Regions from separate parts of the Homo sapiens genome. Here region 2 is linked to region 1. Evidence: chromatin contacts called from ENCODE Hi-C data. All regions are on one chromosome and are shown on one strand. The core of a region is the stretch at or near the end of the contact, and the rest is flanking DNA. Distances in the headings are between cores, read along the strand shown. Region 1 holds the start of CENPA (centromere protein A). Region 2 holds the start of GTF3C2 (general transcription factor IIIC subunit 2).

The links. Hi-C counts contacts between places; a loop is a spot of excess contacts on that map. Pooled maps may share reads with other maps.
Region 2: a loop to region 1 is called in a pooled map, with 10 times the contacts of the local background. The contact joins the promoter of GTF3C2 here to the promoter of CENPA in region 1. A Hi-C loop is called at or near these places in 2 of 37 single-sample maps with no recorded cell type and 7 of 50 pooled maps.

The regions. Positions count from the first base shown.
Region 1 is chr2:26,782,748-26,788,886 of GRCh38, forward strand. It overlaps CENPA (centromere protein A), which reads left to right and starts at 3,309. Exons shown (of 5, transcript NM_001809.4): 1 at 3,309-3,549. The coding sequence starts at 3,450. RefSeq lists enhancers at 1,710-2,479, 2,741-2,840, 3,931-3,980, 4,041-4,090 and a silencer at 3,491-3,600.
Region 2 is chr2:27,353,343-27,359,481 of GRCh38, forward strand. GTF3C2 (general transcription factor IIIC subunit 2) reads right to left here and starts at 3,422. Exons shown (of 19, transcript NM_001035521.3): 1 at 3,397-3,422. GTF3C2-AS2 (GTF3C2 antisense RNA 2) reads left to right here and starts at 3,423. Exons shown (of 4, transcript NR_183827.1): 1 at 3,423-3,514; 2 at 4,466-4,560; 3 at 5,543-6,118. RefSeq lists enhancers at 2,816-3,429, 2,943-3,222, 3,273-3,612, 3,430-4,043, 3,623-3,752.

The DNA.
Region 1 (6,139 bases), core at 2,059-4,558:
AGCTAATTGTTTTTATTTCCTGCGGAGATGGGGTCTCACCACGTTGCCCAGACTGATCTCGAACTACTGGGCTCAAACAATGCTCCTGCCTTGGCCTTCCAAAATTTTAGGATTACAGGGGTGAGCCAGTGTACCCAGCCCATTTTTTATACTGTTTTTTTACTGTGCCTTTTCTAGGTTACATATGTTAGATACACAAATACCATTGCATTACAGTTGCCTACAGTATTCAGTACAGGAACATGCTGCACAGGTTTGTCGCCTAGGAGCAATAGGCTATACCATATAGCCAAGGTGTGTGATACACTATACCATCCAGGTTTGTGTAAGTACACTTTATGATTGCACAATGACAAAATCGTCTAACAACACATTTCGCAGAGCATATCCCCATTGTTAAGCATGGGAACTGTATAATGCCTTTATTATATATACATGACTATATAATAAGGGCTATATGATAAGCCAGAGTTACCATGGCACCACAAAATGTTTTTTAAAAAATCAGCCAAGTGGCAGGGTGCGGTGGCTCACGCCTGTAATCTCAGCACTTTGGGCGTGGTGGCACACGCCTGTAGTCCTAGCTACTTGGAAGGCTGAGGCAGGGGAATCGCTTGAACCCGGGAGGCAGAGGTTGCAGTGAGTGGTGGTCGCACCACTGCACTCCAGCCTGGTGACAAAGTAAGACTCCATCTCAAAAAAAAAAAAAAAAAAAATTAGCCAAGTGTGATGGTACATTCCTGTTAGTCCCAGCTACTCAGGAGGCTGAAGTGGGAGGATTGCATGAGTCCAGCAGTTCAAGGCTGCAGTTAGCTGTGATTGCACCACTATACTCCAGCCTAGACAATAGTGCAAGACCCGGTTGTGGGGCGGGGTTAATATATATATATATATATATACACACACACACACAACATAGAATTTACCATTTTAACCAGTTTTAAGTGTACAGTTCAGTGGCGTTAAGCACGTTCACAGTGTTGTGCAACCATCACCACCATCCATATCCAGAATTTTTCATCTTCTCAAACTAAAACTCCCCACCTATTAAATACTAACTCCCCATTCCTCCCTTACTCACTGGCAACCACCATTTTACTTTCTGTCTCTATGAGTTCCGTTATTCCAGGTACCTCATACAGTATTTGTCCTTTTTTTTTTTTTTTTTTGGAGACAGAGTCTTGCTCTATTGCCCAGGCTGGAGTGCAGTGGCACAATCTCAGCTCACTGCAACCTTCCCCTCCTAGGTTCAAGCAATTCTCCTGCCTCAGCCTCCCGAGTAGCTGGGACTACAGGCCCGTGCCACCACGCCCGGCTAATTTTTTGTATTTTTAGTAGAAGCGGGTTTTCACCAGGTTAGCCGGGATGGTCTCGATCTCCTGACCTCATGATCCACTGGCCTCAGCCTCCCAAAGTGCTGGGATTATACAGGCATGAGCCACCACACCCGGCCTTGTCCTTTTTTTTTTTCTTTTTTTTTGAGAGAGGTGCCACTCTGTCGCCCAGGCTGGAGTGCAGTGCCACAATCATGGCTCAGTTCAGCCTCAACCTCCTGGACTCGAGCGATTCTCCCACCTCAGCCTCCTGAGTAGCTGGGGCGACAGGCATACATCTGCACGCCCGGGCTAATTTGTGTGTGTGTGTATCTTTGGTAGAGGTGGGGTTTCTTTCTTCCTTCTCCTCCTTCTCCTTCCCCTTCTCTTTTTTTTTTTTTTTTTTTTTTGAGACAGAGTCTCACTCTTGTCGCCTAGGCTGGAGTGCCGTGGCATGATTTCGGCTCACTGCAACCTCCGCCTTTCAGGTTCAAGCAACTCTGCCTCAGCCTCCTGAGTAGCTGGGATTACAGGCGTGAGCCACAGCACCTGGCAAATTTTTATATTTTTAGTAGAGACGGGGTATCGCCATGTTGGCCATGCTGGTCTTGAACTCCTGACCTCGGGTGATCTGCCTGCCTCGGCCTCCCAGAGTGCTGGGTTTACAGGCGTGAGCCACCACGCTCGGCAAGATGGAGTTTCGCCATGTTGGCCAGGTTGGACTCGAACTCGAACTCAGTGGTTCCGAACAACTTGGCCTCCCAAAGCGCTGGGATTACAGGCATGAACCACCGCACCCCAGCCCAGCATTTGTCCCTTGGTGGACTGCTTTATTTCACTTAGCATAACGTCCTCAAGGTTCATCTATGTTGCAGCAGGTGTCAGAATTCCCTTCCTTTTAAAGGCTGAATAACATTGTGGTATACACCCCATTTTGTTTATCCGTTCATCTGTTGGTGTGTATTCAGGCTGTTTCTGCCTTCGGGCTGTTGTGAAGAATGCCGCTATCAACATGGGTGTGAGAATATCTGTTCAAGTCCCTGGCTATATTTAAATTCTTTTGGATATTTAGCCAGAAGTGGAATTACTGGATCATCTGGTAATTCTATTTTTGATTTTTTGAGGAACCACCAATACTATTTTTCACAGCAGCCGCAGCATTTTACACTCCCACCAGCAATGCACAAGGGTTCCATGAAATCACTAATTTTATAACATTTTTCCTGATTACATGTTCACTGTAGAACATTTAGAAAATGCAAGAAATAAAATTTAGAAAATTAAAATTCCCCTTATTCTACATACCGGGACATGACTTGAATTTTTATTATCCCCAACAAAGGGAAGAGAGCATTTTTTTGGGACGATTGCGTTGCTATAGTGCCGAGGCCTGCCCTGCCCGGACCTTATTCTCAAAGCCCCGCCGATCCCGCCGTCCCCGCGACCCCAAGCGTCAGCAAAGTTTATGCAGTTGAACTGGATTCTGAGTATATCTGTGGATAGTTCCTGGGAGAGTCGCAGATACGACACGGGGTTGTCACATTCTCTATGGGTCTGTTTCCTCATCTTTAAAAGCCATCTCTGCGTTGCTAAGGCAAAGCATAAAATGTTTGAGGAAAGCGACTTTTCTAGAAAGCACGTTCTACAAACACACCATCCACGTTCCAAACTGAGCTTCGGTGTTTTGACTGGAGGGCACCTGAGGACGTCAGTACGGTCCCGCAAAGACCAGCAACCAGATTGGCAAGCAGGGGGCAGGAGAATTTCCCGCCCCATCTCTTTAGTTGTCTATTGGTTGATTTTACCATCAGTCTCCCCTGTCCTCCTATCATCGCCGCTATATTTGTGTCTCGGTGCATACTCTCATTGGCCCTACCTGCAGTCGCTCTACGTAAGGGGCGTTCCAGAGTCAGCCACTGGGAGTCGCTGGATTCGGGTTTTAAAAAACGCCGGCCGTGAAGTGGGCGGAGCGAGCGATTTGAACGCGAGCGGCGCGGACTTCTGCCAAGCACCGGCTCATGTGAGGCTCGCGGCACAGCGTTCTCTGGGCTCCCCAGAAGCCAGCCTTTCGCTCCCGGACCCGGCAGCCCGAGCAGGAGCCGTGGGACCGGGCGCCAGCACCCTCTGCGGCGTGTCATGGGCCCGCGCCGCCGGAGCCGAAAGCCCGAGGCCCCGAGGAGGCGCAGCCCGAGCCCGACCCCGACCCCCGGCCCCTCCCGGCGGGGCCCCTCCTTAGGTAACCGGCCGCGGCCCCATCTCGAAGAGGAGAAAACCGAGGCTCGCAGGCGGAGCCCGGATCTCCCGAGTCCCGATCCCGTGGCACTTCCCTGTTGGGGGACAACGCGGTTCCGCCGTCCGGCATCCGCTCCGGGCACGGGCGGTGCCAGCCCTGCGAGGGGCTGGAGCAGGCGGTTCCGAAAGCGGGAAGGGACCGGCTTAGCCACTTGGCTCCTAACGCCGTCTTCTTGTTAGGACTAGTGGTTACCCAGCGCCCACCGCCCACCGCCAACCAGGCATTGCCTCCCACTGTTCGTGCGTTATCTCAGCTTCATATTGTGCCCATTTTACAGCTAATGAGAAAGCCGAGGCACAGGCCAGAGAGCTTGAGCAGAGTCACACAACTTGGTGTTCTGGCGGACACGGGATTTCCAATCCTCTGTGTTTGTGCATTTTTAAATTGCAAAAGTATTGACTGCTTTCGGTGACGATTTCAAACAGGAGTCCTCTTAGGAGGTGTCTTTCAGGGGTTTTTTTTCCCTTCCGGGAGAGGCTGTTAGGCCTTGAACCGAGGCCCTCTGCGCTGCTCACTCTGTTGCCTTCCAGAGCTTGTGTCCGGGAAAAGGGGCCGAAGTCTGTGTCTTAATTGTCTATGGTGGGCTGGTGGATGGGAGACCCAACGGCAGGAGGAGGCAGATGCCTGTATGGTACATGGTGGCAACAGCTGCTTTACTTATCTCTTAACTCTTGCTACGTAGCTATGAGGAAGATGGGAAGTGTATTGTAGTTTATTTGTTTCATTGCTTTTTGTAGAGACTGGGTCTCCCTGTGTTACCCAGGCTGGTCTCAAACTCCTGGCCTCAAGTGATCCTCCTGCCTGGGCCTCCCAAAGTGCTGGGATTGCAGGCATGAGCCACTGTGCCTACAGGCTTTTTTGGGTTTTTTGTTTTGTTTTGGAGACGGAGTCAGGCTTTGTCGCCCAGGCTGGAGTGCAGTGGCGCGATCTCCGCTCACGGCAAGCTCCGCCTCCTGGGTTCACGCCCTTCTCCTGCCTCAGCCTCCCGAGTAGCTGGGACTACAGGCGCCTACCACCACGCCCGGCTAATTTTTTGTATTTTTGGTAGAGACAGGGTTTCACCGTGTTAGCCAGGATGGTCTTGATCTCCTGACCTCGTGATCCGCCCACCTCGGTCTCCCAAAGTGCTGGGATTACAGGCGTGAGCCACCGCGCCCGGCCGGCTTTTTGGTTTTTTGTTGTTTTTTTTTTGAGACCCATCGCCCAGGTTGGAGTGCAGTGATGCCACGAGGGTTCACTGCAGCCTCAACTTCCCAGGCTCAGGTGCTTCTCCCAGCTCAGCCTCCCGAGTAGCTGGGACTACAGGCATATGCCACCATGCCGGCTAATTTTTTGTATTTTTAGTAGAGGTGGGATTTTGCCATGTTGCCTAGGCTGGAGTAGGTTGTTTCTAGATGTTGCTGTTGCGAATGGGATTTTTTTTCTTTCCCAAAACACGAGGATTTAACCTTTGCTTCCAGCCAACTTGCTGAATTCTCGTTCACCCTAGTCGTTTTTAGTTGCTCCAGTTGGAATTTTTAAGTAGACTATTATGTCATCTGCAAATAACTTTTGAATCTTCCGTTTTCATTTCTACACATTTTATTTATTATTGTATGGTACTAGTAAGGCCCTGAGACTCACTAAGAGTGGTGTTTTGGTCATCTTTGTCTTGTTTGTAATTTTAACAGGAATATTAAGTATGATGTTTGCTGTTGCTTTCCAAGGTAGAAGCATCCTTCTACTCCTGGTTAAATGGAAGGTTTATCTCAAATGGGCAGTCAACACTTCTTGGCAGTCCTACCACCTTTGTCTGGTATTCTTTCTTCAATTTTCGAGACAGAGTCTCACTCTTGTCATCCAGGCTGTAGTGCAGTGGTGCTATCTTGGTTCATTGCAGCCTTGACCTCCTGGGCTCATGCAGTCCTCCTGCTTCACCCTCCTGAATAGCTAGGATGACAGACCTGCACCACCATGCTTGACTATTTTTAAACCTTTTTTGTAGAGACAAATTGTTTTGTCTCTACAGAACAAAAAAAAAACAGCCATCGTGCCTGGCCTTTGTCTGGAATTCTTGCTTTTCCATTCTCCCCATGACTATTTCATACCTTTTTCTCCCTCCTCGACTTCCTACAGCTCCATTCCCCCCACTCACTCTTAGCCAATAATGGCCTTGACTAGGTGTCCCCCTTCCTATCAAAGCCCTTCCTTCTACATGGGGTCTTGGTCATATCCTTCTTTCACCTACAGAGGAGCTTTCTACCTGTGCTTAGATAAATCCAGACACTTCACACTGGCATCGGCACATATGCTCTAGTATTTATGATGTTTTGTTTTGTTTTGTTTTTGTTTTTGTTTTTGAGACGGAGTTTCCCTCTTGTTGCCCAGGCTGGAGAGCAACGGCGTGATCTCGGCTTACCGCAACCTCTACCTCCCGGGTTCAAGCGATTCTCCTGCCTCAGCCTCCCGAGTAGCTAGGATTACAGGCATGCACCACCGCATCCGGCTAATTTTGTGTTTTTAGTAGAGACGGGGTTTCACCATGTTGGTCAGG
Region 2 (6,139 bases), core at 2,172-4,671, 570 kb after region 1:
ACTGCACTCCAGCCTGGCGACAGAGCTAGACTCCGTCTCAAAAAAAAAAAAAAAAGGAGCAAACAACCATCTATGGTTCAACTTAGTTTTTTAGTTTTTTGTTTTTGTTTTTTTGAGACAGAGTCACGCTCTGTCTCCCAGGCTGGAGCGCAGGGGCATGCTCTCTGCTCACCGCTGCCTCCGCCTCTGGGGTTCAAGTGATTCTTCTGCCTCAGCCTCCTGAGTAGCTGGGATTACAGGCATGTGCCACCATGCCCAGCTAAGTTTTGTACTTTTAGTAGAGATGGGATTTCACCATGTTGGCCAGGCTGGTCTCAAACTCCCAACCTCAGGTGATCCACCCACCTCGGCCTCCCAATCAACTTAGTTTTAATAGAAACAATAACTCTTTCATATTAAAATTTATTTCCCCTGTCACCCAGGCTGGAATGCAGTAGTGCGATGATCATGGCTCACTGCACCTTGACCTCCTGGGCCCAAGTGCTCCTCCCCATCTCAGCCTCTCAGGTCACTGGGACCACATGCACACACCAGCAGGCCTAGCTAATTTTTATTTTTTTTGTAGAGACAGGGTCTCAACTATCTTACTCAGACTGGTCTCAAATTCCTGGGCTCAAGTGATCCTCTAGCTTCAACTTCCAAAGTGCTAGGATTACAGGTTTGAGTCACCACACCCAGCCTATAACGTATGTATAAAGACAAAGCAAAACATTAAAAAAAAAAAAAAAAAGGGTGGGAGCCTGGACAACATAACAAAATCCTGTCTCAACAACAACAACAAAAATGTTTAATTAGCTGGGTGTGGTGGCAAATACCTGTAGCTCTAGCTATTCGAGAGGCTGAGGCAGGAGGATCGCCTGAGCCCAGGAGTTCAAGGTTACAGTGAGCTGTGATCATGCCACTCGACTCCAGCCTGGGTGACAGAGCAAGATCTTGTCTCAAAAAAAGTGGGAACCAATACAATGACTCTTGGCAAGCATTCAACTCAACTAGTGGAAGCAGACTGACCACGTCTACAGGAGAAAAACCTTCAAGCTTCAAGCATTTAGAGAGGAAATAAGAGTATGTCAGTTAACATAAGGAGCTAAATGGAAATCAGTTAAGAGAGCTTCTATACAAGTCTTAAGGATTTTCTAGGCCAAGTGCTGTGACTCACGCCTGTAATCCCAGCACTTTGGGAGGCCAAGGCAGATGGATCACTTGAGGTCAGGAGACTAGCCTGGCCAACATGGTGAAACCCCATCTCTACTAAAAATATAAAAATTAGCCCGGCGTGGTGGCAGGCGCCTGTAATCCCATCTACTCGGGAGGCTGAGACAGGAGAATCACTTGAACCCAAGAGGCAGAGGGAGAGGTTGCAGTGAGCCGATATCACGCCACTGCACTCCAGCCTGAGTGACAGAGGAAGATTCCGGTTTTTTTTAAAGGATTTTCTACATCAGTATACATATATTTATCTCATTCTTCCTAATTGCTGCATGGCATTCCATAGAATTAGTTATTTAGACAATCTTCATTTAATGAACAAATGAGTTAAAATACTATTTCAAAAAATACTGCAATAAATATTCTAGTACAAATCTCTTCATTAATTCATCAATAAATTATTTTTCTCGAATAATCATCTGAACATGGAATTACTGTACTACACTGAAGAACATGCACATTTCAAAATTTGATACTACCAAACGGCTCACCAAAATTAAAACTATTTATGTATATTAGTACCCATTTTATCATACCGTTACTGATCTTTTTAATTTTCGCCAATCTGATAGGTGAAAGAATTCTTCCCCACTCTATTTATTTGCACTGATAATAATTGGTGTCAGCAACTTCTTTCTATATATTGGACATCCATATGACTTTTATGAATTGCCTGTACATATAATTTGCCTGGCCGGGCACGGTGGCTCACGCCTGTAATCCCAGCACTTTAGGAGGCCGAGGTGGGCGGATAACGAGGTCACAAGTTCGAGACCAGCCTGACCAACATGGTAAAACCCCGTCTCTACTAAAAATACAAAAGTAGCCGGGCATGGTGGCACGCGCCTGTAATTCCAGCTACTCAGGAGGCTGAGGCAGGAGAATCGCTTGAACCCGGGAGGCGGAGGTTGCAGTGAGCCGAGATCACGCCACTGCACTCCAGCCTGGGCAACAAGAACAAAACTCCGTATCAAAAAAAAAAAAAATACACTTCTCATGGAAGGCAGCAGCAGGATGTAATGGTACAAATTCTGGATACACAGTAAAGGAATAGATGATCAGTAAATTCGTACTGAGTTTCTAAAACCTTCCATTGCACCCCAATCTGTCTGGTTCCCATGCTGCTCCAGGATGCCAGCTTGACCTCCCCAGCCAAGAAAAAATAATGACACAACACTGCACCTTAAGTATGAAATTACTTTGAATACACTGCTTAGCTTAATATATTGTTTCCTAAAGTGTTCCTAGGGTACAACTGGCGGTATGCAAGATGATTTTAATGGTACGAAAACGAACATTTTAATGACTAGTGCTTTTATTTCAACTTACATAAACAATTATAAGTAGCCCATGAAACCCACGGTTTCATTTATATTGCTTAGGTCGAGACTAATGCATTTAAACTTTTTAAGTAAGTCAATTTAAAGAGAACTATTCAGAAAACAATAGTACAATTGATAAGAGATTGCAAAAATAGTGATGGCACGGGATTGACTTAAAATTGTATATGCCTCTGGAACAAAGAGGTTTGTCCATACCCTATACATCCCTCCAACAAAGTGAGTTGCCTCCGACGGAGTTGAAGTCGCCACCTCTGACTTCCCCAACAGGCAGCCAACTTGCCACGGGACAAAAGGACTAGACAGGGAAACACAACTGGCCCTTGGTTACGCCAATGGCGTTGCAGCGCGCGGGGCACAACCCTCGGGGTTAAAGAGCCTCCTCGAGGAAGAGGCTGGGACACAGCTGAAAGAGATTGACCCACAACCACTCTAGGGGCCATCACCTGCCCTTCTTCAGTCCTGGGCGTGAAGGTAGATTTCTCCCCTAGCCTGTGCGGGAGAGGAGCCCTGGTTTTTCTAACAAGGACTACTGTAGGTTCGCCGAGTTCGAGGGACGCTACGTATGCAGCGCCTACGCCCGGACACAGGCTTCCGCGTTACCGACACCGCGTGGGGGAGGAGGGCAAGACCCGAGGCTTGCAGAGATGGGGGGTGCACGGTGGCCACAGTAGGGAAGGTGCGGAGCATGATGGTGCTCTGTAGGAGCGCAGACGCTGAAAGGCGCGCTGCTGTGGCTGGGAGAAGAGCGGAGCCAGGAGTTTGTTCCCAATATCTTAGTGCTATGGCAAAAGAAGGGGGAGGAGTAATTGTGGGGCCCCCCACACACCCGCTGCGGCGATACACTCACCCTCGCCAAAGTCCTTCCGGAAGTCTAAGTTCGAAGATGGCGCCGCCTGTCTGGTCGCGGTCTTATGACGAAATCTTGTTAGCTGCTCTTCACTGACGCCCCCACCCCAGTGCACAAGGTAAACACGTGTGCTTGGTCCGGAGTCGGTGCCGGGCTAGTTTTCTCTTAGACTCTGTATTCCATAATGCAGCGCGGCCAGAGTCACCGAGCCCTCCGAAGCCAGCCGAGTTCCAGGGCGTCTTCAGCGGCGCCAGGGACGCTGCAGGGCCTCATGGGAGTTGCAGTGTCAAAAAGGGGAGATCGACGCCTGCGCGGCCAACGGGATCCCACGCGGCCTCGACGGGAGCCGGGAGTAGGCGGACTCCCAGGCCGGGCTCGCGCTCTGGATCCCTGAATCCGGCCTTTCCGGCCGGACTGCCGCGCCTGTGGCCGGAAGAGCCAGCTAGACCAGAGAGTCTGTACCTGCAACCCTGGCGGCGTCCGAGCCCAAGGCGGAGTCTGGGAGACAAAGAAGTCCTCGCCGCCGGCCGCTGGAGGATTCTGCCAGTAGTGAAGTCAGGGATGGGCCCGAGAGAGCTTGGAAAGAGGACAAGGAAGGGAAGGAGTAGGAGTAGAAAAGCATGACTTTGGCTGGGTATGGTAGCTCCTGTCTGTAATCCCAGCACTTTGGGAGGCCAAGGCGGGGGAGGATCACTTGAGCCCAGGAATTCGATACCAGCCTGGGCAACATAGTGAGACCCCGTTTTTATTTTTATTTTTATTTTTTCCTGAGATGGAGTCTTGCTCTGTCCCCAGGCTGGAGTGCAGTGGCGCGATCTCGGCTCACTGCAAACTCCGCCTCCCGGGTTCAAGCAATTGTCCTGCCTCAGCCTCCCGAGTAGCTGAGATTACAGGCGCCCGCCACCAAGCCCGGATAATTTTTGTCTTTTTAGTAGAGAAGGGGTTTCACTATGTTGGCCAGGCTGGTCTCGAACTCCTGACCTTGTGATACGCCTGCCTCAGCCTCCCAAAGTGCTGGGATTACAGGCATGAGCCACCGCGCCCGGCCTAATTTTTTAATTTTTTCTAGAGATGGGGTCTCGTTATGTTGACCAGGCTGGTCTTGAACACCTGACCTGAAGTGATCCTCTTGCCTCAGCCTCCCATAGTGCTGCGATCACAGGTGTAAGTCACTGAGTTTGGCCATTATTCCATTTCTGTACACAAAAACCTTTCTCATTCTGTGCTATAACTAGTTAGCATTTAATTGGGTGGATGTGGTATAACTAGTGCCTTGTTGATATTGATGCATATTTACATGGTTTTGCTGTTATAAACAATGGTCCCTTGCTATTATAAATCACACTGCTATAAGTAACCTTGCATCTAAATTACTTCAAATGTGTAACTATATGGGTAGGATAATTTCTAGAAGTGGAATTGTGAACCAAAGTTTTAGGTGCATTTGTAATTTTGATTTATAACCAATCTTTTCACTGATCTACTTCTCTGCCTCTAATTTCTACTAGGTGTTTGTTTGTTTGTTTGTTTGTTTTGAGACAGGGTCTTGCTCTGTCACCCAGGCTGGAGGACAGTGGTGCAATCACGGCTCACTGCAGCCTCAACCTGCCACCTCAGCCTCCTGAATAGTTGGGGTGTGTGGCAGGTGTATACCACCACTTCCAGGTTTTTTTGTTGTTGTTGTTTAATAGAGATGAGGTCTTGCTATATTGCCCAGGCAGGTCTCACACTACTGAGCGCAAGCGATCCTCCTGCCTATGCCTCCCAAAGTGCTGGGATTACAGGTGTGAGTTGCCATGCCTGGCCCGGTTATCTTTCTAAAGCATAAAGCAACCCTGTTGATCCTCTGCTTAATTTTGATGATTAAGTAGTATGTTCAAAATATAGAAATCCATGTATTGATAATGATCTTTTAAAAAAAGTAAAAGCCAAAATATCAGCTACTCATCCTACACCATTGAAAGTAGTGACCATTAAACTGCTCTACCTCTACCTCCACCTCTCTACCTCTCTACCTCTCTACCTCTACCTCTACCCACGGTCTCCCTCTCTTTCCATGGTCTCCCTCTCATGTGGAGCCGAAGCTGGACTGTACTGCTGCCATCTCGGCTCACTGCAACCTCCCTGCCTGATTCTCCTGCCTCAGCCTGCCGAGTGCCTGCGATTGCAGGCACGCGCTGCCACGCCTGACTGGTTTTGGTGGAGACGGGGTTTCGCTGTGTTGGCCGGGCCGGTCTCCAGCCCCTAACCGCGAGTGATCCGCCAGCCTCGGCCTCCCGAGGTGCCGGGATTGCAGACGGAGTCTCGTTCACTCAGTGCTCAATGGTGCCCAGGCTGGAGTGCAGTGGCGTGATCTCGGCTCGCTACAACCTACACCTCCCAGCCGCCTGCCTTGGCCTCCCAAAGTGCCGAGATTGCAGCCTCTGCCCAGCCGCCACCCCGTCTGGGAAGTGAGGAGTGTCTCTGCCTGGCCGCCCATCGTCTGGGATGTGAGGAGCCCCTCTGCCTGGCTGCCCAGTCTGGAAAGTGAGGAGCGTCTCCGCCCGGCCGCCATCCCATCTAGGAAGTGAGGAGTGCCTCTTCCCAGCCGCCATCACATCTAGGAAGTGAGGAGCGTCTCTGCCCGGCCGCCCATCGTCTGAGATGTGGGGAGCGCCTCTGCCCCGCCGCCCCATCTGGGATGTGAGGAGCGCCTCTGCCCGGCCGCGACCCCGTCTGGGAGGTGAGGAGCGTCTCTGCCCGG